2 separate regions of the Homo sapiens genome follow, and region 1 is linked to region 2. Evidence: chromatin loops called from intact Hi-C (ENCODE). Cell type or tissue: dorsolateral prefrontal cortex. All regions are shown on one strand. Each heading gives the region's core, and the rest is flanking DNA. Links, peaks and the distances in the headings are about the cores only.

What was found. Hi-C counts contacts between places; a loop is a spot of excess contacts. Peaks named below come from ENCODE experiments on the same cell type or tissue, not always from the same donor. Only the 100,000 strongest peaks of a DNase experiment are listed, where the experiment ranks them.
Region 1: it touches region 2 in a loop (8-fold over the local background); 5 of 110 quality-filtered maps call a loop at or near these places.

The regions. Positions count from the first base shown.
Region 1 is chr9:19,692,676-19,708,804 of GRCh38, forward strand. All of the region lies in intron 2 of SLC24A2 (solute carrier family 24 member 2), which reads right to left. It also overlaps the pseudogene C11orf98P1. Among named protein-coding and RNA genes, the nearest start is that of SLC24A2, 88 kb to the right of the region's middle. RefSeq lists an enhancer at 6,125-6,811. In dorsolateral prefrontal cortex, for the core only: no CTCF peak of the experiment used is centred there; a DNase peak (open chromatin) is centred at 8,766; H3K4me3 peaks cover 1,064 bases; H3K27ac peaks cover 8,000 bases.
Region 2 is chr9:19,626,330-19,642,458 of GRCh38, forward strand. The region is part of intron 2 of SLC24A2 (solute carrier family 24 member 2); the gene reads right to left. Among named protein-coding and RNA genes, the nearest start is that of SLC24A2, 150 kb to the right of the region's middle. In dorsolateral prefrontal cortex, for the core only: no CTCF peak of the experiment used is centred there; a DNase peak (open chromatin) is centred at 10,982; H3K27ac peaks cover 7,569 bases.

The DNA of each region.
Region 1 (16,129 bases), core at 3,174-11,173, 66 kb after region 2:
GTCACTATGCATCACATTCTTATTTGCTGTGTTTATTGTCTCCTTCCTCCACCAAATGTAAGCTCTTTGAGGGCAGGGACTTTATATTAGTCATGTAGTCTCCCAGCACCTAGCAAAATGCTCAGTACATAGGAAGTGCTCGATAAAAATTTGTTAGATGAATGAATGTTGATTAATGACCAAACGTTTACAATTAGCAAATTGTCTCATTTTTCAAGCTTTACTCATCAGCTTCAGATCCAAAAAATACATACTTGTTAGCCATTTGACCTTAGGCAAGTCACTTAACCACATAACTTCTAACAGGTTGTGTTTCTGTCCATAAAATGGGGACATTATTGACTGATAGGGCATTTGTGAGCATAAAATGAGGTAACATCCATGAAAGTGTTGGTTTGTCTATCTTTTATTTATTTACTTATTTATTTTTATTATTATTATTCTTTAAGTTCCAGGGTACATGTGCACAATGTGCAGGTTTGTTACATATGTATACATGTGCCATGTTGGTGTGCATATACCCAAAGGATTATAAATCATGCTGCTATAAAGACACACGCACATGTATGTTTATTGTGGCACTATTCACAATAGCAAAGACTTGGAACCAACCCAAATATCCATCAATGGTTTGTCTATCTGTGTAACCAGGTCTCTGATCATTCATTTGTCTATATATGAATGCAGCCTGTTGGCAAAGGATTTGGTCCATGGTAGGTGCACCATGACTGTTTACTAGTTTATTAATTTTTAATTTTAATTTTGCTACAGGAAGTAATGATTTCCTTTTCAGTTGTTGATGGCCCTGTCTAAAACCAAGGACAAGAAATCACTAGATGAAAGCATTGCCTTTATATACCTAAACTCTTACTCTTTATATATCTTCAATATAAAGAGATTTAAAAACGGTGTTTTTTCCAATCAAGTACATTTAGAGGACAAAAATAAGAAAAGGACATCGACAAGACTGATAAGCACTAAAGTCATCTTCCCTGTCCCTCCTAAAAGGTCAGTTTCATTTTGTTTTTAAGATGCTTCTCATGTACAGAAGACAGTGTTGGGAAAAGATGAGTTTGATTTTTATAAAGGTGATTTCCGAGGCACTCTTTATTTATTTATTTATTTTTTAAAAATAACTTCTTCCCTTTCTTCTTTCCTTTCTTTTTCTTTCTTTTTACCTGTCTTTGTTCATTAACTAGAATTAAATTAAGTTTTTGGTTATTTCCCACAAGCAAGATAAATATCTAAAAAACAGATAGGTTGGGGGAGGAAAAATGGTCAATAGAAACTTTCTTAGAAGATGAAAATGTATGTTAAATCCTCTTCAAATTATAATTTTCAAATTCTCACTGCTAAGACAAAATTAATTAGTTCAACTAAAACAGAGTTGCCAATTAAAACATGGTTAACTAGGATTCTCTAAAAAAAAAAATCCCAAATCTTACACTGTTCATTCTAAATAAACATGCTTTTAAAGATTAGGAAAATAATTACCTATTTGCACAGGAAAATAATAAATGATGAAATCTCAACAGATAGGGTAAAGATATCATAATATTATCTTAGCAATTGGCTCAATCACTTCCCACTCAGTTTAAACGCTTTAATAAAAGGTATTTTATACAAGGAAAGTCCTAAATCAAGGTTATTACAGATTACATTTATGTAAGTATTTGTTCTCTCACTAATGGAAGATTTCCTCTCTAATATTTTTTCTAAATAATTTGTTAACCGGAGAAGAGGAAAACAAAATATTTTTTTCTAAAATTCTATCGAGGACTTATAATTTATTTTACTTTTATTCTCTGATAAAGAAAAGGCTACAGGGAAACTAGCAGGCGAAAGACTTTCTAAATGTAAATGCTGCCCAAAGAAAAAAAGAACTGTGATTAGATTATTAGGTATAATATGCATCAAGGGTTAAAATTCATATACGGAGAAATGCATGTCAATTGCACATATTTTAAAATTCACTTTAGGAATTTATCATAAAGAGTTCAGATATGCACAAAGATAAACTTCATGGCAATATTAGTTACAGAGGTAAAAGAATACAAATCCTTGTTTCCCACAGCATTCAGGCAAGTGAGACTACCCTATGGAGACAGGAGGCTGAGCATCTGCAGAATTTAAACTAGGAGGCTTGGACTCAGAGATACCAAACACAGCCAAGGGCAAGCATGGCATACAGAGTGAAAATGGAGGAACTGTGCAAATTGCTGTACTAGGCCCCTCATCAAGTTGATTTCCCTGTTTTTTTCTTTTTCCTCCGGCAAAGATGGGAGCTGGGGAGAAGCAAATGACCCCAGAGAGAAGGCCGTTGGGGATTTAAATTTGGGGCAAATAAAAAGGCCGGCCAGCCATATATTTATCCTAGAGCAGCAGTTCTAACTGGAATGGGGCGGGGGTGGGCTTCCCCAGGGGTTAGAGACATTTTTGATTTCCATAACTGGAGGGGCATGGTGCTACTGGCATCTAGTGGGTAGAGGCTAGGGAAGCTGCTAAACATCCTATAATGCAAAGAACAACAAAACAGCCCTCACAACAATGAATTATCCAGCCCCAAATGTCAGTAGTGCCACTGTAAAGAAACCCTGTAATAGAGTGAAGCCCACAGTTCACACCTGTCCCATGCCTCCATTACTCACACAGGACTTCCAAAGGCTCTTTTGGGCTTTGGAATATGATTGGCTTGCCTTTTACCAGACACTTGAGGAAAGCCCTCACAATGAAAGTCAAGACAAAAACCCACAAACATCAACCAAACAACTGAATAAGAAAAAAAGTATTGGAGAAAACAGAAATCATTAAAAATCTTAAGAAGAAAAACTGTAATTGATACAACCCAATCTGAAATATAATTTGGCAATATCTAGCAAACTTGAAGCTAAACCCACGTGAAACCCAGCAATTCTGCTTGTAGGGATTTGTCTCAGAGAAATTCTTGTACATGTCACTAGGAGAGATGCACAGATTATTCATAGCAGCATTGCTTGTTAGTAGCAAAAAAAAAAAAAAAAAAAAAAAACCTAGAAAAAATCTAATCATTCACCAAATGAGAATGGATAGATTAATTATAGACTATTCATATAATTTGAATGCCAAAATCACTTAAAATGAATGACTTAGAGCTAAGTATCTCAATACAGATACACTTCATAAATATAATATTGACTTAAGGAAAGCAAATTACAGGGGACCACATTCATTAAGATACTATACAAAGTTAACAAGCTTTGAATAAATACATGCAACAACTTTACTATATCTACTTTAAGGCAGGGGTCCCCAGTCCCTGGGCTGTGGACCAGTACCAGTCTGTGGCCTGTTAAGAACCAGGCTGCACAGCAGGAGGTGGGCAAAGGGTGAGTGAGCATTACTGCCTGAGCTTTGTCTCCTGTCAGATCAGTGGTGGCATTAGATTCTCACAGGAGCAGGAACCCTATTGTGAACTGTGCATGTGAGGGATCTAGGTTGTGTATTCCTTATGAGAATCTAATGCCTGATGATCTGAGGTGGAACAGTTTCATCGCAAAACCATCCTCACCACACCCCTAAGCCCCAACCTCGGTCTGTGGAAAAACTGTCTTCCACGAAACTGGTCCCTGGTGCCAAAAAGGTTGGGACCATTGCTTTAAGGATTCATACTCGTCTACCAAATCTATAAGGCAATACATTTTAGCTATCCTCCAGACTCAACATGGGAAAAACAGGGAAATCAACTTGATGAGGGGCCTAGTACAGCCATTTGCACAGCTCCTCCATTTTCACTCTGTACGCCATGCTTGTCCTTGGCTGTGTTTGGTATCCCTGAGTCTGGGAGGTTGGCAGGAAGGAAAGTAACTGGGATGTGTATTCAGAGAACTTTGAGTATGTGATGTTTTATTTCTTAAGCTGCATTTTGGGTCTACTGGTGTTTGCTATATTATTCTATATCTTTTGTATGTTTTAAGTTACATTAAATAAAACCTATTTTTAATATCATCCGAAAGATAAAAGAAAATATTGCATCCAGGAAAAAGCAATGTCTCATTCATGAAGCAGGAATTTAACTCCACAAACATAGCACTTCTAAGAAAATCTAATGTGTAGTAAAGCTATTACATGTTTTAAAATATAAAATTAAAATGTATGGGCTTTCTTTAAAACATTTGTAATTTAATTTCAAATATATAATTTAAATTTAACCGTAATGGCATCATTTTAGAATTGAGTTTTTCTTTTCTAATAACCAGGTATATAAGGTAACTTTGTCATGTACCTGGTTTGAAAATGTTATAATAGATCCCAATACATCATATGCCATGTCGAGCTATTTTCTTTTAAGTGTTCTTAATACTAAGCATTGGGGTAAATTTTTAATTGCTAAAAAGTGTAACTGATTATATTTGAAATATTTAGCAGTTATGATCCACAATAACAATTCTAGGAAATTAAAAAAATAACATGTTAGTCAATGTTTTAATTAATATATTAAGAACCTACACAAGTGATTGCATCAATGGCTATTGAAATTGAAATAATGACTTCTGAAATTATTTTAAAAATATCTTTTTCTAAGAACATATGGACACATGGTGGGGAACAACACACACTGGGGCCTGCCGGGGGTGCAGCGGGAGGGAGAGCATCAGGAAGAATAGCTAGTGGATGCTGGACTTAATATTCAGGTGATGGGTTGATCTGTGCAGCAAATCACCATGGCACATGCTTACCTACGAAACAAACCTGCACATTCGGCATATGTACCCCAGAATTTAAAATAAAAGTTGAAGAGAAAAAAATCTTTTCCTTGGCACTATTTTGTTCTAACCAGAGAACTAATTTAGGAATTGAGAAAAGCATAAAAAGTATCTGTTCTTTTTAATTGCATAAATAAGTGATACAAAAAAAGTTCTGAGTGAGTTCTATAAGTAAATATTTTAATTTCCTTACACTGGCTTAGCTAAAATTATCATTTTGTCATTTTAGAAATATTGTATTATTATACCAAGTAGTGAAACATTTAAAAATATACATTTAGCAGGTTAAAATAATCATGTTCATCTTTTAAAGAAAAAGATCCTCAAAGAAGACACAATTCATACTTTCCATTTTTCATTGACATCATTAAGTACTCATTTAAATTAGTTTCGGAAACTGAAATAACTTTACATTTTTTTGATATGGTGGCAAAGTTCACCTGAAAAAACAATTTCTAATTTAATCATTCCTTCATACATGGTATGTTCCCTCTAAAAGTGACAACTCTATACTTCTAATATATGTAAATATATATTAAGACCATGGCCAATAACAAAACAAAACAAAAATGAACAAAAATGTTTTAATATGGAAACATTTTTATGAAATTAAATTTCCCTGGCTAGTTATTGAAATTTATCTTATTTAAATGATTTAAGTTTATTCTAGCAAGTGCTTCTAAGGTGGAGATGCTAATACAGGTTGAGCATCCCTAATCTGAAAACCCAAAATCTGAAATGCTCCAAAATCCAAAACGTTTTGAGCACGGACATGATGCCATAGATGAAAAATTCCACACCTGACCTCATGTGACAGTTCTCAGTCAAATTGCAGCCAAAACTTTGTTTTATACAAAAAATTAACAAAAATATTGTATAAAATCACCTTCAGACTATGTGTATATGAAACATAAATAAACTTGATGTTGAGACTTGGGGTCTAATCCCCAAGACCTATCATTATATATGTATATGTAGATATTTCAAAGTCCAAACAAAAAAATCTGCAATCCAAAACACTTCTGGTTCCAAGCATTTTGGATAAGGGACCGTCAATCTGTATAGCTGTGTCTACAAAAATAAAATGGTAACCAAGAAGAACTCTAAAATTAGATTTGTAAAATCTCCTTCAGCTCTAATATTTCATTTACTCATCCCTTCATCTTTAATGACTTCAGTCATTCATTTGTTCGCTCCTTTTAGAGACTTCCTATGTGCCATGCAGTGTGCACTCTGGGGATATAAAGAGAAACAAAAGAAATTTGCTTTAGCTATAGTACATCAGTATGAAAGGTGGGAAGGGATCACAAATCCAAATATCAAATACACACAGAGTTCACTCTCTGTATTGCAGAAGGAAAGGAATCCTGCCTAGGTGACATGGACCCACCCATAGAGACCTTTTGTATGGGAATTGTACCACTGCTCTAGCACTTTGCTCACAAAGTATGGCATATCACACTTCCATTCATTTATAGTGGAAGACATGGAGGCACAGAGAGGTGAGAGAACTTGTCGAAAGTCACAGAGCAAGTTAGAAGGCCAAAATCAGAATATATGGTCTATTGTAATATTTTCAACAAATGTATTGAAAACTTGGCAAGTGTCTGGCTTAGAACCAGGAATGGGGACTACAAAGATGAATAAGATGGAATTCCTGCCTAGAGGTGCTTATGTTCTGGTGCTGGCAGTTCCCAGACTCGGGGGTTCTGGCAATTACTGTAACAGCTGATTATCTTGGTACCTACTGCTGGGTCTCTGAGTACTGTGTTAGCATATAAACAAACGTGGAACTGCATGGGGACAAGAACGGCTGGCAAAGTAAACATGGGAAAACATATTCAGTGTGGCTGTAATCTGTAAAATGCAAATTCAAAGAAGAATTTGTTTCTACCTATCCATCTTGCAAAAGTCTTAAAAACACTCAAAATGGAGAAATTGCCCCTCTCATCCACTGCTGTTGGAAATAAAAATTTTGTGTTTAGATACCAAAGTTGCAGCATTATGTACAGGCTTATAACCAGGAACAATTATGTTCAACAGTAAGTGAATAATGTTTCACTAAATTACGGTTACATTCATGCAATATTATGATACATGAGGCAGTTTCTTAAGATTACTTAATGACCTGGGAAAATATTCATCATCCAATGTTAATTAGAAAACCAGCATATTAAACTATATATGACATGCATTTTCTAAAAATACTTTTCTAAAAATACAGTATGGATGCATATCTGTATCATAAACACTGGAAAGAAATGTATCAAATTAATACTTGTGATTATTTCTGGGGGGTGGTATTACAGATGATTTTTATTTTTCTCCTTTGTATGTTTTCCAAATTTTCTGCAAGGAGATTCCATTATTTAATAATTTAGAAAAAATAAAAGTAAGTCTTAAATTTTTTTTTCTGACTAGATGATTCTCTGAAATAAACTAACTGCTCCTGACTGGTTTCAGGACACCAATGACTCAGCCCCTTCTGGTTAGGACACACGGGTGCACTAGAGAGGTCCTGAGACCTGAGCTCCATGACCCAGATTTGTTTTGCTGCTTACTGGCTGTGTCTTTCTGGGCAAAAGAGTCCCGAGCCTCTGTAATTGTATTTGTAAAATGTGGCAATTGACGTCTGCCTCACAGATGAAGTTTAAAGACAGTATAAGAAAAATGCTTTGAAAAGTACTATATAAATGCAAGCTATGTCTCACCTGAGACATAGATAAGACAGAGAACACACTCAAATCCCAAATGACCAACTTCTTGGTTTTATGACATCACTTAAATGACAGAACCTCTTTGAGCCTTAGCCTCACAATTTGTCAAGTAGAGATATTACTGGCTTCTTCAGAAGGTGGATGTGAACTAAACACCTTTTGCAGGACTCAGTAAATGTTAGCTTTCTTCCTTTCTTAGGCTCTGTCTTTCCCCACTCCACTCTTACTCTGAAACAAGGATTTAAAAAAATGCTCTGGCATCAGCACTTTCTATTCTAATTTTAAAGCATATTATTTACTTTGTTTTTTTGATATGTTAAAAATGTATGGATTCTTTTTCCTTTCTCCACCCTTTTACGATGTGGACAAACAGCAAACACAAAGTAAGCAGAACTTGGGAAAATCAATGTGAGGACTGTGGACAAATTTTATGGGGTCATTTGAGCCTGAAGTTTTCCACAGAAAGCTCTGAAACTCTAAGCACTTTCCTTTAGGGCAGGCAGAGTAGGAAGGGTAAGAACGTCCTTGCTTTGGTAGGCTGAAATTATTTCAGCAATTAGATCTCCCTAGATTCTGGATTTATCTAAATATACCTGTGACATTCTGTAAATGTGCAGAACTCAGAACTTCTCAGGCCTGGTTTCTGTAGTGTCAACTGACAACCACATGCTTTGAAATTTTGTTTCCTTTAATTAACCTTCTCCATTTTCAAATCAATTTTCTCACTTCCTCATGGTGTTACTGCTATTCTAAGAAATGCAGACCTAACGGATCAACATTTCAAGACTCCAAAGGTTCGTATGCCAAGCCTGGAACTTTGTACACAAATAGATATCCAAGAATACTCGCTGTTCATTCTGTATACCCAAACTTAAAAATTCAAGAGCTAAGATTAAAGTATCAGAGGATTGAGTCCTAATTTACTATTTGAAATCTGGTCTACCTTGTATAAGAATCTTTTCTTGTGGGAATGTTGAAGATTTTTGAGAAAGAGAACAACCCACTGAAGGCCCTCCCTGTTTAGGGAAGATTAACCTGTTAGGTGCTAGTAGATTGATCGAAGGGGATGATCTGCATGTACCATGACTGTGAAGACAGATTAAAAAGGAAGAGGCAGATAAAAGACATATTGTAGCGGAATCCGCTAGTGCCCAGTCCATTTTTCCAGAGTCTTAGCACTTCACTGTGTTCTGGCTGATTTCTAACTGCCAGCGTCTACCCACCTTTAGTTGAGTGCTAAGGAATTCATACCCCCATGCCAAGCAGCACTTAGTCCACAACCGGTAGGAGTTGATACATAAACAGTCCAGCTCCCCCGCACTTTGGGTGGAAGAACTCTGAGCTGTGTTGTATTAGTTTCCTACTGTTGCTGTAAAAAAATTACCAAAAACTAAAGAGGCCTAAGGAAACATGAATTTATTACTGAACAGTTCTGGAGGCCGTAAGTTTGAAATAGACCTTACTGGGCTAAAATAAAGACGCAGGTTTGAAGACAGTACACTATTGCTTTGCAGGATGCTGACCAATCTTCTGGCACAAGTAGACCCAAACTGTGGTCAGCTTATTCTTTGAAGGAGCCTTCTTGAATTCCTCTTCTCTTTATAATCAAAACCGAGACAGGAGAATGTGCTGGTGAAAATTCCTCCACACTATGCTGAAATCAATCATATCAGGCCTCATCTTAATCCCACTTAATTTAACTGAATCCTGCCATTTGATCTAATCCATCTAATTTAATCCCACTTTGGCACAATCCAAATCTAGAATACTTGAGTCAAATCATCTAATACTCCAAGACTAGCAGTAGCCTACCGTGGATGGAAAACGATAACAAAGTTACAAGGTACATAGAGTCAGAATCTCTTGTTTTTCATTCTGGCTATAAAAAAACCACATGATCTTAGACTAATCACTTAATCTCTCTCTGACCGATTTTATTTCTTCATGTAAAGACAGAATTAATAAAACTCCTTTTTTGAGAGATTTCAGAGTGAAATGGAAAACTGTGAACTTGCTTTGAGTTCTAATACAATAGCACTAATCATGATGATTTGAAGGACAGTAAACCTTTTGTTTTTCCCATGAATGCAGGTTTTAGTCAAATGCCAGCATTCTCTGTACACTTGGTGCTCCTAAAACGTTTATTGTTTTTCATAATGAAGAATAATGTCTTATGCAAAGCAATCTATTCACAAACCTTCTCCCAGTTGGAACTGATATATGTTGAGCCATCTCAGTTATTCTGATAAAGCCCCTCACTACATTTGTATCTAACTTCATCACAAACAAATGATCTCGATACACTTTGGGGTTCTGCAAGATTTAACAACCCATGGTGACTTGTCGCATAACAGAAAACTTGACTTTTTGCTCTATTTTAAATTACATTTGAGTATTTTTTATTGAGAATCTATTAAAACTAGGGCTCCCAGAACTGGTCTTTCAGTAGTTTACATAATAATAGCTACAATAACAACTGATGTCTGCGTCTTGCATTATAGTTGGCAGTGGCTTCCTATAGTTAGATGTTGCCCAAACTTCAGTCATTTTTATAACATCAGCATGATATTTTGCCATATTTTCTTAATTTACGTGGTACTAACTACCAAGTGTTTTATCTTGAGTTACCTTTTAAAATTTAAATGTTTATTTAAAAAGTGAACTTCATATCACTACCATACCTAGAAAACAAATATTGCTTGCCATAAATAGAAAATAAATAAATTCATTGATTTAGGCATGCCATAAAGTATACATATAGCAAAACATCATGTTGTGCACCATAAATATATACATTTATATTTGCAAATAAAAAATAATAATTTTTAAAAAGAAAGTAAATAAATGCAATGCAATGAAAACAAAACAATATTGTTCAGTTCCTTTCTATACTGTTGTTGGGTAAAAGTTCCTGAGCTTGAGATACATTCTTTTGTGTTTGTGTGTGTAAGTGTGTGTACTAGAGAGAAAGAGAGAGAGAGATACTCGCATATCTTATATCAAATTTAGATACAAACTCTACATTGAGACTTTTGGTGAATTATTTACAATTTTTGGAAATGACATGATGGATTAGAATCTTAGTAAGCAGTGCAGATACTGTATCCATTTTACAGATGATAAAGCTAGGGCTCAGAGAGATTACATGACTTATTTCTTCAATACTCAGTAAATGGCAGAGCTGGGCTTCAAACACGAGCCCTTTCATTCCAAATCCTGTGCTTTCTCTATTGCACTCAAACCTTCTTGGAGTGAGAGGGGTTGCAGAGGGCTTAGATGAAGCACACTAAAGATCCATTCCCTCTGTCATTCATAATCCAGTCAAGGAGATGAGAGGGACCAAAGTCATATATTTAAGTTGTATCAAGAGAAAGTAGGAAAGTATGTTTTGACATAATTGGCCCAAAGAACAATGGTGAAAATATTTAGCAAGTGAGCTCACTGTAAGTTGGACTATTAGGGAAGACTTTCTGGAAGAAGCAAGATTAAAACTCTTGTGTTGAAGGGTGGATAAAATTAGATGAATTGAAGATAGAGGTGAAACCATTTCAAGTGATAACAGTGCTTTGATCAGAATAATCAAAAATATCAAAGCTCTGTCTTGGTTCACTGCAGATAGGGGAAAATGCACATATATGACAGGAAGTACTATGGCTACATTTTATAGTCTTATGTGCTATGAAGTATGTAATCATAGCACATAAGAATGAATCACTATTTTGTAATCCTTAAAAATAAATTATTTCCTTCAAAATATGTATGACTCAGCAAACTATCTACAGGACTTTTTCTCCTAAGGAAATAATGATGGATATATGCTAATATTTGTAAGAATGTGTCTCATCCTAGCAGGGCAATTGGAAATAACTCCAGTGTTTGATCATATAGGGCTTAGTTATATAAAATCAACTGCATCAATACTGGGGACCCTGTGCAATCTCCAAAAAAGATTTCAACCTTTGCTACTAAAACGTGATCTGTGGACCAATATTTTCACCTATACCTGGAACTTGTTAAGATTCAGTTTCTGATGTAGTAGGTCTGGGGGAGCGCCTGAGATTATGCATTTCCAACAAGTTCTCCAGTGATTCGCACATGCATTAACATTTGAGAAGCAGAGGCACATGATTAATGACATGGAAAGATATTTGCAATTAAATGAAATAGGGTGATTTCATAATTAGTTCCATATGATACTATATTGGTAAATTTTAAAAAATATGCATACATTCACACATAAGAGAAGGAAATAGGGAAAGAGAGAGAGAGAGTGTGTGTATGTGCAAGACAGACAGATGGGAAGAATACATATTAAAATACCAACAGTGGTGGAATTACTGGAAATTATTTAAATTTTTTTCCTGTGTTTGTGTATTTGCATCTATTATGAACATGCCTCTTTCAAAATATAAATAATAAAACTATATTTTCAATTCCTTTTCTGTTTTCAGAATTTTACTGAGTTCTTTCTGGAAAAATAAACAGGAACCAAGAGGCTGAACTGGAAGAAAACAACTCACAACTCACAGGGATTTAATCAATGTAACAAGAAACTGTCAGAAGAGAGAAAGACTTAAAAGATAAGAATTTTCCACTAAGTGTGAAGGAGGTCTGTGTAACCTTCATGTCCCTAGTGCTCTTGGAATTTATTTTAAAAACCAAACTTTTTTTTTTTTTTTTTTTAAGTAAGGCTATAAAGCTCCAGGAGCATAGACATTTTCAAAACTGCCAACTGGGAAAGTACTTTCAGGATGAAACAGATCGGTTTCCCTTAACAAGTATTTCTAGTGGTATTACTCTGAGTTCTGGTTGGGAATATTCCAGCAATGTCACTTAGAAGTTGAAAGAGGACCCAGCTGCTTTGTCAGAATGATTCTTTGCCTGCCTTCTCCCTTGGAAAATTTACCTTAATCTTTATTCATTTCTGTGAGTTGTCCCCATTTGGGTGATCCCTTTGTTCTCAGCATATGATGGTAAGAAAAGGATTCAGATTCCAGCTTCACTATTTCTTTGCTGCTGGGATATTTAGGCAATGGAAGTAAGTTAAGATGATTAAATGACATAATGCAAATAATGATTAAATGACATAATGCAAATAAGACATTTATTATAAAGGAAATACTTAAAAAGTTGACTGATTGGGAACTGGCATTGTGGCGTGACTATGAGGACTCTCTGGGGAAAGATCAACTGGTCCCAAACAGAACTGAAGAAGAAGCTGTTCAACCACCTGTGGGTATTGAACTGGGAGTGGTGTCTGAGGTACTGGGTGGTTGGGGCTGTGATAGACCAGGGGCTGCTCATGCAGCACCACCTCAAGAAGTGGGCATCCAGTGCATGTACCAACATTACTCTGTCCAGGAAGAAGCACAGAAAACTTCTCCAGCAGATCCAGCTTGCCCAGAAAGAGAAGGCAGCCATGGAAGTGGAAGCCCCCCAAAACTAGCCAGGACTAGTGAGCCACAGCTCAAAAGGCAAAAGAGGACAAAAGCCCCCTAGGATGAAGAAATGAAGGACCTTTGAACATCTTTATTTCTGCCTTCATTTCGTTATGTACCCAGTAGTCATTCAGGAGCAGGTTGTTCAGTTTCCATGTAGTTGAGCGGTTTTGAATGAGTTTCTTAATCCTGAGTTCTAGTTTGATTGCCCTGTGGTCTGAGAGACAGTTTGTTATAATTTCTGTTCTTTTACATTTGCTGAGGAGAGCTTTACTTCCAACTATGTGGTCAATTTTGGAATAGGTGTGGTGTGGTGCTGAAAAGAATGTATATTCTGTTGATTTGGGGTGGAGAGTTCTGTAGATGTCTATTAGGTCTGCTTGGTGCAGAGCTGAGTTCAATTCCTGGGTATCCTTGTTAACTTTCTGTCTCGTTGATCTGTCTAATGTTGACAGTGGGGTGTTAAAGTCTCCCATTATTATTGTGTGGGAGTCCAAGTCTCTTTGTAGGTCACTAAGGACTTGCTTTATGAATCTGGGTGCTCCTGTATTGGGTGCATATATATTTAGGATAGTTAGCTCTTCTTGTTGAATTGATCCCTTTACCATTATGTAATGGCCTTCTTTGTCTCTTTTGATCTTTGTTGGTTTAAAGTCTGTTTTATCAGAGACTAGGATTGCAACCCCTGCCTTTTTTTGTTTTCCATTTGCTTGGTAGATCTTTCTCCATCCTTTTATATTGAGCCTATGTGTGTCTCTGCATGTGAGATGGGTTTCCTGAACACAGCACACTGATGGGTCTTGAATCTTTTTTTTTTTTTTTTTTGAGACGGAGTTTCGCTCTGTCGCCCATGCTGGAGTGCAGTGGCGCGATCTCGACTCACTGCAAGCTCCGCCTCCCGGGTTCACGCCATTCTCCTGCCTCAGCCTCCCGTGTAGCTGGGACTACAGGCACGCGCCACCATGCCCGGCTAATTTTTGTATTTTTAGTAGAGACGGGGTTTCACCGTGTTAGCCAGGATGGTCTCGATCTCCTGACCTCGTGATCCGCTCGTCTCGGCCTCCCAAAGTGCTGGGATTACAGGCGTGAGCCACCGCGCCCGGCCGGGTCTTGATTCTTTATCCAATTTGCCAAGGAGAACAAAGACACAACATACCAGAACCTCTGGGACACATTCAAAGCAGTGTGTAGAGGGAAATTTATAGCAATAAATGCCCACAAGAGAAAGCAGGAAAGATCCAAAATTGACACCCTAACATCACAATTAAAAGAACTAGAAAAGCAAGAGCAAACACATTCAAAAGCTAGCGGAAGGCAAGAAATAACTAAAATCAGAGCAGAACTGAAGGAAATAGAGACACAAAAAACCCTTCAAAAAATTAATGAATCCAGGAGCTGGTTTTTTGAAAGGATCAACAAAATTGATAGACCGCTAGCAAGACTAATAAAGAAGAAAAGAGAGAAGAATCAAATAGACGCAATAAAAAATGACAAAGGGGATATCACCACCGATCCCACAGAAATACAAACTACCATCAGAGAATACTACAAACACCTCTATGCAAATAAACTAGAAAATCTAGAAGAAATGGATAAATTCCTCGACACATACACCCTCCCAAGACTAAACCAGGAAGAAGTTGAATCTCTGAATAGACCAATAACAGGCTCTGAAATTGTGGCAATAATCAATAGCTTACGAACCAAAAAAAGTCCAGGACCAGATGGATTCACAGCCGAATTCTACCAGAGGTACAAGGAGGAGCTGGTACCATTCCTTCTGAAACTATTCCAATCAATAGAAAAAGAGGGAATCCTCCCTAACTCATTTTATTAGGCCAGCATCATCCTGATACCAAAGCCTGGCAGAGACACAACCAAAAAAGAATTTTAGACCAGTATCCTTGATGAACGTTGATGCAAAAATCCTCAATAAAATACTGGCAAACCAAATCCAGCAGCACATCAAAAAGCTTATCCACCATGATCAAGTGGGCTTCATCCCTGGGATGCAAGACTGGTTCAACATACGAAAATCAATAAATGTAATCCAGCATATAAACAGAACCAAAGACAAAAACCACATGATTATCTCAATAGATGCAGAAAAGGCCTTTGACAAAATTCAACAACCCTTCATGCTTAAAACTCTCAATAAATTAGGTATTGATGGGATGTATCTCAAAATAATAAGAGCTATCTATGACAAACCCACAGCCAATATCATACTGAATGGGCAAAAACTGGAAGCATTCCCTTTGAAAGCTGGCACAAGACAGGGATGCCCTCTCTCACCACTCCTATTCAACATAGTGTTGGAAGTTCTGGCCAGGGCAATTAGGCAGGAGAAGGAAATAAAGGGTATTCAATTAGGAAAAGAGGAAGTCAAATTGTCCCTGTTTGCAGATGACATGACTGTGTATCTATAAAACCCCATTGTCTCAGCCCTAAATCTCCTTAAGCTGATAAGCAAATTCAGCAAAGTCACAGGATAGAAAATCAATGTGCAAAAATCACAAGCATTCTTATATACCAATAACAGACAAACAGAGAGCCAAATCATGAGTGAACTCCCATTCACCATTGCTTCAAAGAGAATGAAATACCTAGGAATCCAACTTACAGGGGATGTGAAGGACCTCTTCAAGCAGAACTACAAACCACTGCTCAAGGAAATAAAAGAGGATACAAACAAATGGAAGAACATTCCATGCTCATGGGTAGGAAGAATCAATATCGTGAAAATGGCCATACTGCCCAAGGTAATTTATAGATTCAATGCCATCCCCATCAAGCTACCAATGACTTTCTTCACAGAATTGGAAAAAACTACTTTAAAGTTCATATGGAACCAAAAAAGAGCCTGCATCACCAAGTCAACCCCAAGTCAAAAGAACAAAGCTGGAGCCATCACGCTACCTGACTTCAAACTATACTGCAAGGCTACAGTAACCAAAACAGCATGGTACTGGTACCAAAACAGAGATATAGACCAATGGAACAGAACAGAGCCCTTAGAAATAATGCCACATATCTACAACCATCTGATTTTTGACAAACCTGACAAAAACAAGCAATGGGGAAAGGATTCCCTATTTAATAAATGGTGCTGGGAAAACTGGCTAGCCATATGGAGAAAGCTGAAACTGGATCCCTTCCTTACATCTTATACAAAAATTAATTCAAGATGGATTAAAGACTTACATGTTAGACCTAAAACCATAAAAACCCT
Region 2 (16,129 bases), core at 3,512-11,511:
CACTCTGGTAATTATCTACTTACAAATCACATATCAAATGGGTCACCATGAAGACTTCATAGGACAAAAGACAAGTGTGTAACTAAGGGATTTTTTTTTGGTCAATGACGTGGCATCAGATATAGAAGAACAATAAACAGTTCGTTGCTAAAGCTAAGTAACAGCTATAAACTTCCACCACTTTAACATTCCACCAAGTCCTGCAAAATGGGCCTAAAATGCATTATGCCAAGGACCTGGAAGCATTATAAAGTCTATAGAAATAAACTTAAACATATTATTTTGTGAAAAATATAATCTGAAACAAATATGCCCATGATTAGAATATTAATCCAATATTCCAATGGACATGAATTTTAATGTCTTAGAATTCAGGAAGATCTGGTGAGGAATGATTTGAATGACTGATTTTCATTTAAAAAATTAACATGAAAGTGTAAAATGATGTTTCCTTTTTCTTTCAATACACTACTGTAATAAATAAAAACATTCAAAATGTCTCTCCTTGTTAAAGATGAATAAACCTCAAAGCCTATTGGGAAGACTAGATACAAGGTGCAAAGTCCTCAAATCTGAAATATAAAAGGAAAAACACCCTACTACCTCTTAGTCAGATGGAAACTCATCTCTTTCTCCCTCCTTTTACTTTGTCTTAACATAGTCCCTAAAACATTAAGGGAGGGGAGATTAAATAAATTCCTAGACAAAGAAAGAAAAATTTAAATTCAAATTACTTTGACTGGTTGCTGGTAATTATCTGACAATCATGGCCCTTCTGCAAAGAAGGAATCTCAGAGAACAATGAAGTGCTGAAGATGACAGCCCAGGGTGCAGGAGTACCCACTTTACAATCCGGTTTAAAGAAATACACTGGGATGGACAGAAGGGGTAGAAATGATCTAAGTAAGAAGTGCGGTAATGAAAGCTCACATTTTGGAAGCAAAGCCTTTTGATGATTTGTTTGGATAATCTTCATGGTCATGAAATATTTGAGATAGTAGAAAAATTTTTTGAGAAGAATAGATATCTTCGCCAATATGGAAGGAGTAGAAGAGAAATTGTTTAGAGACAGTTAAAGAACAATTTGGAATATGGAATACTCAGTAAGGCAAGGGGGCCAGGGTGACTTCATTAAGCAGAATCTAACTGACAAGTTAAATCTACACAATTGTAATCAGAGTCTCCAAAATTTCTTGATCATATACCATTATCAGATAGAGGCTTGCTCTGTTGTTGCCCAGGCTGGAGTGCAGTGGTGCGACCATAGCTCCCTGCAACCTCAAACTCCTGGGCTCAAGCAATCCTCTTGCTTCAGCCTCCCAAGTAGTTGGGTCTGTAGGAAAGCACTATGATGCCCAGATAATTACGAAAAAAAAATTCTTTTATAGAGGCCAGGGTCTTGCTATATTGCCCAGACTGGTCTCGAACTCCTAGTCTGAAGTGATCCTCCCACCTGAGCCTCCCAAAGTGCTGAGATTTTAGGTGTGAGCCACTGTTCCCAGCCTATCTACTTATGTATCTATGTGCTACTGGCAACCATTGTAAAAACATGGACTAATTTATTCCCTCTTTTAAAAAAGATAACAAATAGTAGTCTTAATATTTTTTTCTTGCATTCCAAATAATTATCTTGTGCACTCCACTGGAACATTAGCACAAACTTTTAGAAATGAATTCTTTCAATGCCTCTCACAGAATTGACAAGCTATATGGAATGTATTAATATCTTTTACCCAACTCCTTCAGTTAGCCTCCCTAATACTGGAAGCTGTAAGATCCTTGAGGACAGGATTCACCTCTTTGCCTTCCATGGTCCTTAACTGTGGCTACTTAAAATGCAATTAAGAGGCCTGGGTGAGTGAGAGCACCCTGGCAGAACAGAACTGTGTGCTTCTGGGTCAGTTACCAGAGCTCCTCAGCTGCTTGTGTCACTGGCTAAATTAACAGTAATGGTGATTATTTAAGTCTACCTATTAATGTCTACCTATTAAATCAATTAAAGGTTAATCTTTCTTATTAAGTATGTACATAGAAGACAGTAATCCTCATCTTACAAATGGAGAAAGAGAGGCAAGAAGGGCCTCAGGCTATTTCTGTACTTAGGATACTAAGCACCAGTGTTAATTCACTTAATTTAGGAATTAACAACCCGACTACCCCTGCTATCTCTTGCCTTCCCCTGAAAAATCCAGATGTTCCTAATTTACTTTGTTGTACCATTTCAGCAATTCTCACAATTGCTAATGAATAATTTTGATATGCCAATCAAACACAATCTGCTAGTGGTGTTCTGGTATTAGTCACACGAATTTCCTTTGACTAGTAAAGAATGCAATATGCAATCATCTATTAAGTCCTGGTTGCCTTACTTCCTTTAAGGAACGGGTCTAAGACAGGAGGTGTCCAACCTTTTGGCTTCCCTGAGCCACACTGGAAGAAGAACTATCTTAGGCCACACATAAAATACGCTAACACTAATGACAGCTGATGAACTAAAACAAACAAACAACTCATAATGTTTTAAGAAAGTTTAAGAATTTGTGTTGGGCTACATTCAAAGCTGTCCTGGGCTGCTTGTGCCCTGCGAGGTGCGGGTTGGGCAAGCTTGGAGGATGTGATTTTTTAAAAAGGTCTAACAAATGCTGGTGTGCAACAAACTACAGAATACTTTGTAGCAAATGAGGCAGATTTCAGTAATAATGTGTGCCAAGTGTTATATATATAATATCTCATCGAATCCTCACAATAATAGGTATTATAAACATATACTCCCCCTTTCAACACATGAGGACCCTGAAGCTGATGGAGTTGGACAATTTTTCCAAGGCCACATAGCCAGCAAGTGGCAGAGCTCAGATACGAACTCAGACAGTTGGGCTCCAGAGCCTTCCTAAGTGCTGGGGAAATGAGAAAGTGGCATTTTCCTTGCAGTGACCTGTGAGGAGGCTGCAGACAATACAACTTCAAATATAGTAAAAAATAGTTCACATATATTAAGAACTGTTATGAGCTCTGACTTCCAATGGAGGTGAGAAAATAGTGGCAAGTGATTGTTGTGAATTTAGAATGAAAGCTTTGATTTGTGTTTATTTTGTACAAAAAGCTAGTATCTGGGAGTAGAGAAAGTTACAGAGGCTATTTTGTCTCTTCCAGCATCATTACTTAGAATCACTTACTATTGTCATGATTTACTATTATTATTTCTGTCTCTTGAAGGTCATAGGGGCACTTTTTATGCCTTCAGAACGGCATAGATTTAAGTAAAACTGCAAATGAGTTGCTCCATATATCAAGTTGACTTGTATTAAGGAGTTGATAGCTCAGCAGTAGGTGGGAAAAAAGGGCCCCCCTGGTGGTCCCAGTTATCACTGCGGTCATGAGACATTCTATATTTAGTTTATTTGGAAGTTCGGGTGGGCTCAGTCTTTGATTTATTTCTGACACTTCAAGGACTAGTGCTATTTCATTGTTTCAGGGAAAGAACAAGCTCAAAAAATGAAAATAGTCACTCTTGGTGTTTAAAGCTTCAGTGGGAGAGTGTGAATGGCAAGTTTTGAATAAAGAAAATTCATTCATTTAACAGTAATTATTTGATAATATTTATCACACACTTATATATGGCCAAGGATTCTTCTAGGTTCCTGGGATTTAGGTGTGGCCCAAACTGGCAAAAATGTCTGTCCTTATGGAACCTGCATTTCAGAATAAATATGTTATATCATTAAATTAACTAGATAGAAAGGGTAGGTAGTCATTATTAGATCACTTAAAATTAAGTGTTACATTTAAGAATATACTTAAGAGGATTACCTGTGGCCTAATCATTACTTTTGTAGTCACATTTTATCACACATTTATTAATTCTAGATTTAGCATCTATTCTTGTTTAGAGAGAAGCTGGCAAAGACTATAAAAGTGTAAAGAACAAGCTTGTGTCTATAAAATTATAAACAACACATATATTAATAGTAGAATTCACTGAGCAAAGGGCATTAGATATTTAAAATGCATTTTAAAACTGATATAATTGAAGACATAATTTAATTTTTGATAATATTAACAGTAACAAAATTTTTTTGCCAATCTTTTATTTTAAAAAAGATTAGATTTTTTAAAAATAAGAAACTTTGAACCTCAAAGAGAACAAAACCCCACAATTTGAATGTAATATAGTGATTTTTATACGTATAACTTTTCATATTTATAGTCTTCTAGCTACAAACAATGCAGCCTCATTAATATAGCAGATTAATTCTTCACCACGTTTTAACTTCCGATCTCAGAAATATCAACGGTACCATATCAGTACCTGATTCCAAAAGGACCCTGGCACAATTTCCATATAGGCAAAAAAATAGAGATGCCAGATTTGCTGAATTTAGTTTTGGAATTTCCAGGAAGCAAAAACATCATATAAACCCAATTTAAATATTTAATAATATAAATGCAAATCTAAGTAAACTTGGGGAAAAATAAAGGGCACAAATATCAAGCATACAACACTTTCCGTTGAAAATGCACTGATAATGAGAACCAGTCTCACTCCTTGATCTGCTCTTCTTTCCCAAGAGAGGCCAAGAGGAAGCTAAACTCATTCATGTCACGAAGATGAGTTATAAAAGTGGGACGCAGCAAGTTCGTTTCAAGCACTGCCTGGCTACTTCCACATTCCATTTCCACTGTGTGTCCCCTCCTCCCCACTTCCTCCCTAGTTCATTCTTTTGTATTATTTGTCTCATCTCTCTCTTTTTCACTATTGAGCACCCTTCTGAGGGCAGAGACCATGTCTATTTCATTTGATATTATTCCACAGTACCTAGCATAGTGGTGCTCAATGCTCAGTAAATGCATGTTTAATAATAAATAAGTTAAATCAGATCTTATATATTTTTAATGAGCCCATATGCTCATCCATAATGAGGCTGAAGGTAAATAGCTTCGTCTTGGTCCAACACTGAATTGTGTCACTTTCCTCCTGGCATTTGATACTGCGAGTGACCCACTGCTTCTTGAATCAGTCTCCTCCCAGGTATCTGGCATGTGTGCTCTGACTAGGTCACTACTTCCTCATTCCTGTGGAAATGCAACAATATCAAACCTCCCTTCTTTGAACTCCTGTGTTAAAGACATCATTTCACAACGCTCCCAACTGCTTGTGTTTGCCATTTTGCCTGCTTTGTTGGACTTGTAAGCTTCTTGAGTGAGGGGGTCTTACATATTACACATCTTTATACTTCCAATTTTGCCCACCAGTGTGCTGCCACCCCACGGATGCTCTGCAAACATAGAAGTTTTGACTGCTGGCCATAAGCGGTGAGACTAGAGCTTTGAAAGGAAGGAGGATTCTCAAACATGCAGGAAACTCACCATGAGGCACAAAAGAATTGAGGTGACTGGGTCCAGTGTTGGGGCCTACAGTATGGTCAGCGGAAACCATTTGACTAATACAGAGTGGCATCATTAAAAAATTCTCTGGCTTCATCCCTGGGACCCTGTGCCCAGACACTGCTGTACGGGTCCTTTAACCTGAGAGAGCCAGTCTTTCTTTTGGTGGTCCAATTGGACCTGTACTACTAATGGCTGAGGTGAGTGCAGTAGGGGTCCTCTGTTTTGGCTGGTGAAAGGGTTGAATGGAATAGGCCCACCATGCAGTGAAGTGGAGAACATGGCAGTAAGAAACCGTTCCACTGGGTGTTGACCATGATACACCTGGCCATCCTGGAAAACAGAGTAGATGGTAAGGACTAGGAGTCCCATTAGTGGGGCTTGACATGAGGACAGTTACCTTCTCAATTGTCCCTGGGGCTGATGCAGTTTAGGGTAGAGTGAGTCAAATTAAGATTCAAACTTATCCTCAACATCTCAGCTCACTCCCTGCACCCCATCTGCCATCCTTTGCTGTCATAGGGAGTCCAGGCAAATTGTCATTTTATCTATGCCTACCTGGGATGTTACCATGTTATTCCCTCTTGCTCCATTTGCCAAATATCCTCCTTCACGGCATTTAAAAAATCACCCATTCATTCTTCATCACATGTTTAATGAGCATCTTATATGTGCTACATTTTTCTAGGTGCAGGGATAAAACAGTGACCAAAATAGCCCAAATCCTTGCTTTCACGGAGTGTATATTCTAGCCTAGATCTCACTTCCAAGACACATTCTTCCAATTAAGTAGCAACAGCAGCAGTTAATATATGAAATCCTTGCTGACCTTTATCGAGCACTAACTACAGTTGAAATACTGGGCTAAATGCTCATTCATAATCTTAGGTGGCAGGTATTATTAGGAAACATTTTTAATAACTTCTTATTTGGAAATAATTATAGATTCACAAATAGTTGCAAAAATATGTATAGGGTGGTCCCATGCGCCCTTTACCCAACCTCCTCCAATGATAACATCTTGCACAACTATAGTACATCATTAAAACTAGGAAGTTGGCATTGGTACAATCTATGGAACTCATTCAGATTTCACCAGTTATATGTGCACCTATTTGTGTTTGTGCATAGTGTGTATGTAGTTCTATGCAGTTTAATTATATGTGTAGCTTCATGTAACCACCACTGCAATCAAGATAATTAACTATAACATCATCACAAGACTCCCTTGTGCTATCCCTTTAGGTCTACACCCATTCCCACACCTGCCTGCTAATCCCTGGCAACCACTATTCTGTTATCAATTTCTACAATTTCATAAATGTTATATAAATGGAATAATGTCATATGTATACTTTTCAGGTTTGCTTTTTCCATTTGGGATAATTTCCTTAGGGTCTAAGTTATTGTATGTATCAACAATTTGTTCCTTTTTATTTAGTAATATTTCATGGTATGGATATACCACAGTTTAATGATCTGCATGTTGAAAGGCATTTTGGATAGTTTACCATTTTGGGCTATTGTCACGAAAGCTGCTATGAACATTCATGTATGAGTTTCTGTGTAACTATGTTTCATTTATCTGGGATATATGCCCAAGAGTACAATTGCTGGATCATACAATAAGACCATGCTTTTGTTTTAAAAAACTGCCAAACTATTTTCCAGAGTGCTGTACCATTTTACATTCTTACCAGCAATGTGTGAGTGATGAAGTGTTTCTGCTTTCTAGTAGCAATTGATATGATCACTATTTTGAAATTTTATTCTTTCTAAAGGTGCCGTGATATCTCATTGTGGTATCATAGTTGTTTATTTTCATTTTTATTTTTGTAAAGACAGTGTCTCACTATGTTGCCCAGGCTGGTCTTGTACTCCTGGGCTCAAGTAATGCTCCCACCTGGGCCTCCCAAATCGCTGGGGTTACAGGCGATCAACTTTATTGCAGTATTAGCATGAGTTTCTGTAATGGCTTATGATGTTGAACATCTTTTCGTGTGCTTATTTGCCATTTGTGTATCTCTTCAGTGAAATGTTTGTGCATATATTTTGCCATTTTCTAATTGGATTGTTTGTTTCCTTAATGTTATGTTTTATGGGTTCCTTGTATATTCTAGATACAAGTCCTTTGTTAGACACGTGGTCTGCAAATATTTTCCCCCTGTCTTTAATGTGTACTTTCATTCTCTAAAAAATGGTTTCTGACAGAGTAAAAGTTTTTAATTTTGATGAGGTTGAATTTTATCAAATTTTCCTTTTATGGATCAGTTTTAGGTAGCAAGTCTAAGAATTCCTTGCCTGGTGTTGGGAGCTGAATATTTTCTATTTTTTTCCTAGATGTTTTATAATTTTATGTCATGGTCTATTTTTTGCCTATGGCTTTTCCATTGCTATTATGCCCTATATTTATTTATTTATCTGTACCTCAATGGATGCAAATATACCCATTTTAAAGATTGGGGTAAAAGGCTGAGTGAGGTTAACTAACTTGCCCACAGCAATACAGGTAGTATGGAAGGTACTGGGATTGAAATGCAGGCAATCTAACTTGAAACTGCAGCCTCTTTTTTTTTTTTTTTTTTTTTTTTGAGACAGAGTTTTGCTCTTGTTGCCCAGGCTGGAGTGCAATGGTGCGATTTCAGCTCAATGCAAACTCCACCTCCCGGTTTCAAGCAATTCTCCTGCCTCAGCCTCCTGAGTAGCTGGGAATACAGGCATGCGCCACCATGCCCAGCTAATTTTGTATTTTTAGTAGAGATGGGGTTTCTCCATGTTGGTCAGGCTGGTCTCAAACTCCCAACCTCAGGTGATCCGCCCACCTCGGCCTCCCAAAGTGCCGGGATTATAGGCCTGAACCACTGCGCCCGGCCAAAACCACAGCCTCTTAATGACTTTACTTGCCTGCTCTAAGGCATATCTCTTTGCATTCCCCAAGTAAACATAAAACACACTGATTTCACCCTCTATGTGGGACAGAACAAAATGTATTCAGAAAATAGAAGTCATCTAATCTTTATAGAACTTTTTAGGGAAACCTGGAGCTTTAATCATTATCATTGCTTTGAACAAAAAGTACATAATTTAAAAAATAAGTGATTATTTTCAATGTCATGCATCCCTCTAATCTTATTAAGACAAGAGTTATCTAATCTTATAAAGCATAAAATAAAAAAATAGAGATGAAATTGAGATCTACCATTAAGTAAGGTTACCACTCAATTTTTGCTGATGAAGTAGTAATGGATTGATGATGCTGGAGATTCACCCTTAAAATAAAAATTCTGGTTCCAGACAGTAGCTGTGGTTTCCTAGGACATATCTTATCTGTTATCTGTCAATAGAACAACGGAAATTGTGCACTACTGAAAACAGATGTAGCCTCACATTCACAGAGATGGAAAAGATGTGCTCTGGAAGTCCTCACTGCGTTACTGTCAAATGAAGCCAGGAGGTACTGATATTATATATTACAGTCAGCACCAACTTCTTGGCCTAATGTTCAGCACTATTTTCATTGTTGGAATTAAAAATCTGTTCTAGAATTGGGGGAAAAATGACATGAGAAATATCCCATCAAAAAGCTTTTTTTCCTAATTACTATTGGCTCTGAAATTTTGGCTTTAGCCATTAGAAACTTCTCAAGATGGTTCTGGTGGGCATTTTGTTTTGTAGCAGGTCCCATAGTACAAGCTTATTGCCCAGAGAGGATCTTAAATGCTGTTAATAATCATACAATATTGTATAATATTATCACCAGAAGTTTACTACTTACTAAATTATAGGAGCATTGGATATCTTTGGAAAGGATTTAATTAAATTACAACAAAAAATATCCTGGACCTATGGGAAAATGACACTTGCCAATGAAAGAAAACCCAGTCCCAAAGTGAAAGACCGTGCTTATATTGACATTTCTCTCAAAATAATGAGATTTCATTCTCCAAGTTCTTACAATAAAAAATTTCAAACATAGGAAAAGCTCAGAATAGCCAGAGTTCCACCATTAGATTCATTTTTAACATTTTCTATGTTGGCTTTATCAATATGTCTATATTAATAATTCTTTATGAGTAATTTTAAAGTAAACTGCAGATGCCACGACATCTTTGCCTTTAAACGTTTCATATGTTTATCTTCTCAGGATATGGACAGTCTTCTATATAGTCATAACAACCATGTGTGTACATTTTGTATGTATGCAGTAGGTGACTTGTTGCCTTAGCAGGTTAACGTCTGCTACTGGTGTGTATTTTTTGACATGGTTAATTTTCTTGGTGTTTACACTTTCGTCCCCATGGTTAGTTATTAAATATATGTAATACAAAGTATCTGTTTTATTTGTTAAGATCTCCTTCCTTCCCTACTTTGCAACCAACCCCTGAGGGCAAATCAACAAAAATCATTTAGTTCATTAAAAACAAAGTTGCTCTAGACAAAAGTACCCATTTGCTGACTGCTGTTTGGTATTGGCTTATTGGTAGACAATACTAACCACACAGACATTTATAAATACAAATACTATTTAGTGCTAGGTGTCCTTTTCTTTTCTTCTCTTCTTCTCTTCTTCTCTTCTTTTCTTTTCTTTTCTTTTCTTTTCTTTTCTTTCTTTCTTTCTTTCTTTCTTTCTTTCTTTCTTTCTTTCTTTCTTTCTTTCTTTCTTTCTTTCTTTCTCCCTCTCTCTCTCTCTCTCTTTCTTTCTTTCCTCTTCTCTTCTCTTCTCTTTTCTTTTTTGGAGAGGGCATCTCACTCTGTTACCCAGGCTGCAGTGCAGTGGTGTGATCTCGGCTCACTACAACCTCTGCCTCCTGAGTTCAAGCGATTATTCTCCTACCTCAGCCTCCTGAGTAGCTGGGATTACAGGCAGCCATCAACTTGCCCAGCTAATTTTCGTATTTTTAGTAAAGACAAGGTTTCACCATGTTGGCCAGGCTGGTCTCGAACTCCTGACTTCAAGTGATCCACCTGCCTCACCTCCCAAAATGCTGAGATTACAGGTGTGAGCCACCACGCCTGGCCAGTACTAGGGTTTTTAATTTGGAAACTATAGTCTGAATTTAGGTGGGGGGACAGTTTGTGAAATTTCTGACACCGTCTAGTTTTGTGTGTATACAAACTTTTAGGAGGCAGCGGGAAGAGTGTCCATAACTTCCATCGGAGTCTTAAAAGTGTCCATGACCCTAAAAAGGTTAAGAATAATTGATTTAAGTCTTTCAAAATACCCTTTGGAAGCTGGAAAATACTAATTGGAATAATTATTTGGAATGTTATTTGGAAAAACTATTTGGAATATCTTCCAGCATCCAAAGGGTATGTATCTTGAAAGCCTAAATAATATCCAAATAATACTAATAGCATTAGTATCAAATGCTAACTGACGGAAAGGAGGAATTCCAAAAGGACCCGTCTAGCCCATCCAGTTGACAGCCTGGTGCCACTGAAATGGGTTCTGGCACAGGCAAAGAACAGAGTAGAAGGCAGCACAGAGCATTTTACTCACACTGACAAGTTCTCAATTAGTTCAAGCTCTTCAGGAAAAAGATCTGAATGTCACTGCAGATGGTCCAACTCTATTCAGTGGGCAGAGACTGGGCAGGGTGCCGGAGGTCTGCCCTGGGCATCAGGCACCAATGGTGCCCAACTGTGTTTGTTCTAACTGTTGCCCGACTGTGTTTTTTCTAACTGTTGCCCGACTGTGTTTGTTCTAACTATTGCCCCTCTGTAGGCTTTGGTAGTCTTGAGGGTGGTTTACATCTGTGATTGCATTCACCTTGAAAAAACACACAAGGGGGAAGCAGAAGAACCCAAAACAAATAAGAAAAAGTCTCCTTTTTACCTGACTGGTCATTTTGGAAATGGGTGCACTTCCTTGTAAGTACCAAAGGAAATAAAGGCATGGAGAAGTAGTACCAGGCACAGTGCGTGGTGTTTTTAAGTAGTTGTTCCCTAGTTTTAGAATGATCAGTATCTCCTTAGCTTCTTTGTTTCACAGCTGGAAGGAAGTGAAGCTCAAAGTGATGGAGCAACCGGATGGTGTAAAGACAGCGTTTACTCAGTGAGCAGGGCTGAGATTAGAACCTGTGTTGGTAAAATGCCATTTCCCATCACACTTTGTTGTTTTATAAATATGCGGTGGGAGAGGACAGGTGTGGAATACACAAATGCAAAAGAACAATCAACCAGTGAAGTCCACCTGTATTGGGGGGTAGTTTGCTTGCTGTGCTTTATTTTGTGCTAGCTTCTGTTGAAAAATGTACAGTGAGAGAGAAATCAATAGCACTTAGCATTCAAATTACTTGACTTACATGCATTATTCATTTAATATTTATAGCTCCATAAGCATTCTCAATCCATTTTACTGCTGGAGAAAGAGAGGCTCAGTAAGAAGAGTAAATAGCCCAAGGCCTCAGATGCAATACCTTGTAAAGTTGGGGGCCATACCCAGGGCTGTCTGGCTCTCATCCCTGCAGGCTTGAGGTTATAGGTCAGGTGAGATTGGAGAATTGTTAGCCTCTGGGTGGACACAGACTTTCAGACCATTGGAGAGCACTGAGTTGGAGAAAAAGGTTATTTTCCTCCATTTGAGCCCTATTATAGTCAATGCACACATTCTTGACTAGTTTTACAGGAAATCAAATTTTAGTAAGTTGAATTTACCTTTATTGCCAACGGATATTCATTTGGCAGATGATTATAACACTTTCTTTTTACCTGCTCTCTCTATTGAATACAAAATCCACAACTAAGCATTTAAACAACCTGGGGGAGCTAAGGGAATTTCTATTTTGTTTGTTTTCTTGGTAATGGAACAGTTATTTCCCAATGAGTTAGACTGTGACATTTTTATTTCTAATATTAAATATTAAAAATAGAGTATAATTCAAAAGGGTAAAGCTATGGGATGACACTCAGAATAAGGGGAAATATTTTAAAGAGTCCTGACTCTACCAATGACTAGTTCTGTGGCCCTCACTAGTTACTGGAGGACTCTAAGCCTCAGTACCTACACATATTAAAATGTGGATGACAGCTATCTCAGAGGGTTGTTTAATCATCAGATTAAATAAGATGACATTAAATAAGATGACATACGTAAAATTCCTGGATCCCTACAGGCACTCAATAAACAGATATAAGAAAATAAAATAAGAATCTCCAACTGGAGCAATTAGCTATCTAAACTTGGAGATGGCAGGTAGCCAGGTCAGAATTTCTACCTTTGAACAAATCCTGAATTGCTCTGAAGCTTAAGGCCAAGAATTTCAGTTTATTTCAGTTTCACATAAATATGAAGAACAGAGCAAGTCAATCATTATCATCCCAGATGGGAACATAATCTGCTTCAATTTCTCCATGGTCTTATCAAATGATCGCTATTCTGCATTTGCAAGTGGTTTTTTCCCCCAACAACAACAAAAATTCTCTCCCACAGATCTTCATTCCCTCTCCTCCTCCATAATAACCTTGTTAAAAAGCACCACTTTATTATAGGTAATTGAGTGGATTTTCTAACTTTATTAGCTAATTGTGGTAGTTTGCAAAATGGCTGCAATTCTTCTCTTCCCTATAATGAAGTCCTTTTGCAATGGTGACTTTTCAGGTCCCTCTATCAGTAGGTAAAGTTTGTTTTCCTTCCCCTTGTTTTGGATTAATCTTGTGACGCTTTGGGCAACAGAATATGGTGGAAGTTCTCAGCTTAGTCCTCAAGAAGCCTTGCATGCCCGCAGATGGTCCTTATACCTCTGCCCAGCTGCCATTTGAACAAGCCTGGGGTGCCCGGCCAGCTGCCCCCCACCATGCCAGCCATCATCTGGTCAGAGGACAGAACTTACAACTAAACAGGGAGGCAGATATTTTGGGGCTGTGTATGTGCATGGGACACGCCCAGGTGTTTTTCTCACCGATAATCTTGTATGGACATATGGGTCACTTTAGTAATATCTGGATAACCTATTTCCATCTGTAATGATGACAGCATTTTGCCTTAGCAATTCTCAAGTTTCACATAGGGAAACTGAGACAGACACATCTCCTCTAGTATAAAAGCTTGGCTAAGATGAGAGCCAATAGTTTATAAGCTCTGCTGAATTCATTTATTCACAATGTTATAGTCACAGAGGAAGCAAACCAACCTTTGAAACATAAGGCATAGTAGAGGGAGGAAAGACTAAGAGAAAGAAAACAGTTTTTTGTTAACTTGGAAAACCTACAAATATTTATTCTGTTAATCAAGCCCCAAACCATATGCCCTCTTAAAAATATGTTTGTGAATGGATTTCTAAGATCCTTCATGCTTCAGCATAGTAACTTGAGTTTATTAGATGAATGAAGAAATTAAAACTGCCTGGTTCTTTCAGTTGATAACCTAATAAATAAGGAAAATCTTTTTTCTCTGTTGAAATCACAAAATAAAATTATGATCATAACATATTTAAGCAGTCAAAAAGCATGATGTCTTATACAATTTTAATCTGCCTGGAACCTTTCCATGAAAGCATCATCAGTTTTATCTAAAAATGGCTCTCCTGCTGTTATTAAACCATGTGCCTTGCTGAGTACTCACTGCATAAAGAAGAGCAGATTCATTTGGAAAATAAGTTGAATCTTTATCTTTTCAGATATTAAAGTTGGATGCCTTTCTCTCTGTACTGCTATAAAAAACACCTTCATATTACTTGGGTTTATTTTAAGTTGTTTAAAAAATTTTGAAAGCATAAACTAATATTTATGTTTTCTGACCACAAAAGCTACACAAGTTGACTGGAAAGTATAGGCGTTGATACGGGGTTGGCAGAGCCAGGACAAGGATGAGATGAATGTCTCACTTTGTCTCCTGGACAAAATTTAAGGCAGTACCAAAAAACTCAGTATTATAGATAAATAACATAATGCAATATTTCAAAAAATAAATATTAGTGCAAAATAAAATCTACAATGAACAAAATGTCAAGATTTTAAGTAAAGACAGCTCTTACCTTGCACTTGAATCTTCCCTACTCATCTTACCCTAATCCTGGCCCTGGTTTCAATAAAACTTTATTTACAAGAATAAGCAGCTGGTTCATGAGCTGTAGTTTGCTAATTTGTTTCTTTAAATATTGCATTAAAATATTTATTTTGATGACCAAGATTTTGGGTACCCCCTTAAATTTTGTGCCTGAGTGCCATCCTCACCTTACCCTAATTCCAGCCCTGGGTGTTATCTTCTATTCTAAGTTCAAATGGTAAGCTAATGAAAGTTTTAAAGCAAATGACTGATAGGATTTGATTTAAGTTATACAAGTGGGCTTTGGTTGCTGTGTAGTTTGGCGGGAGATCTAAAGTGGGGACTGGGAGAATAGTTAGGAGGCTGATGCGTCAGTCTAGTGATTTTGCTCTGGTCCAGACCAAGTCACCAAAGACCATTCAGATGTAAAGATGGTGGCCACTTCCCTGTCTGCATATCTACGTGACATCTCAGCATTTGTCTTACTCCTGTTGATTCTCTCATGGTTGTCCCTCTGCTTTACTGACTTCTCAGTCTTGGGAACTCTGCCCTCTTGTGTTCTCACACAATCCCTTGGCCTTAAATTCCATCAACAGAATCTCTAGTTCTGAATTTGTCTCCTCCAAACATGCATATCCAATTCCAATTGCCAACTCACCATTTCTATTGAATGTCTAGTGGGCATAATAAACTTAACAAAACCAAAGTTCACTTTCAAAGATGTCTTTCTCTCTGTGCTGTTTGGATTAGTTCAATCACAAATTTAGATATTACAAAACATCTTCACATTTCTTGTTTATTTTAGGTTACTTAAACATTTTTTTTTTTTTTTGAGATGGAGTCTCACTCGGTCGCCCAGGCTGGAGTGCAGTGGTGTGATCTTGGCTCACTGCAACCTCCGCCTCCTGGGTTCAAGCGATTCTCCTGCCTCAGTCTCCCAAGTAGCTGGGACCACAGGTGCGTGCCACCGTGCCCGGCTAATTTTTGTAGTTTTAGCAAAGACAGGGTTAAACATTTTTGAATACTTAACATATATGTGTTTAGGCTATAAAAGCAACACATTTACTGGAAATTATGTCTATTCCCAAACCTGTTACTCTTCCAGCTATCTTCCAGTAGAGAATGGCACTACCATTCTACTCAGCTGTTCAAGCCAAAAAATTACTGCTTATTTCTTTTCTTCTCCTTTTCTCCCACATCCAATCCACCAGCAAATCCTGTCAATTTTGCCAAAATGTGCCTTCATTTTTTTAAATAAAATCAGCATCAGCCTCAGTAGGCCTACTAAGGGTATAGCTTCCACACATTAGGGTAGAGTCTGACTCGGTGGAAGGAGCAGTCGTTGGGAGGGAGGGGAAGTGTGTGTGAGTAGGAGTGTTAAATTCCCAGGTCAGGGTATAGGGAGAGACTGGCTTGGCTTTGGGGAGGTGAAAGCTGCAGGGTGGAGAGAGCTGGAATATGCCTGGGCCTCTCCAGGTGGGACAGAGACTAGGAGATGTCCCAGCTTTTACGCTTACACACACATTCTCTCTCATCCTACCAGCTGGGTCTGCACAGCTGGACCTGGGACCAGAGGAGGAAATACGCCAGCAGATCTTAGTAGGTACAGCTAGTTGGTATTAGAGGGAGCAGAGTGATCTCAGTGAAGATGTGCCCAGTCATCAGTCTGGCAGGGGCCAGAGCAGACAGGGTTGGTGACAAAGCTCAGCTGGAGCTCAGCATGTATGAATTTAGCATCCATGGCCTACACAGGGCTGA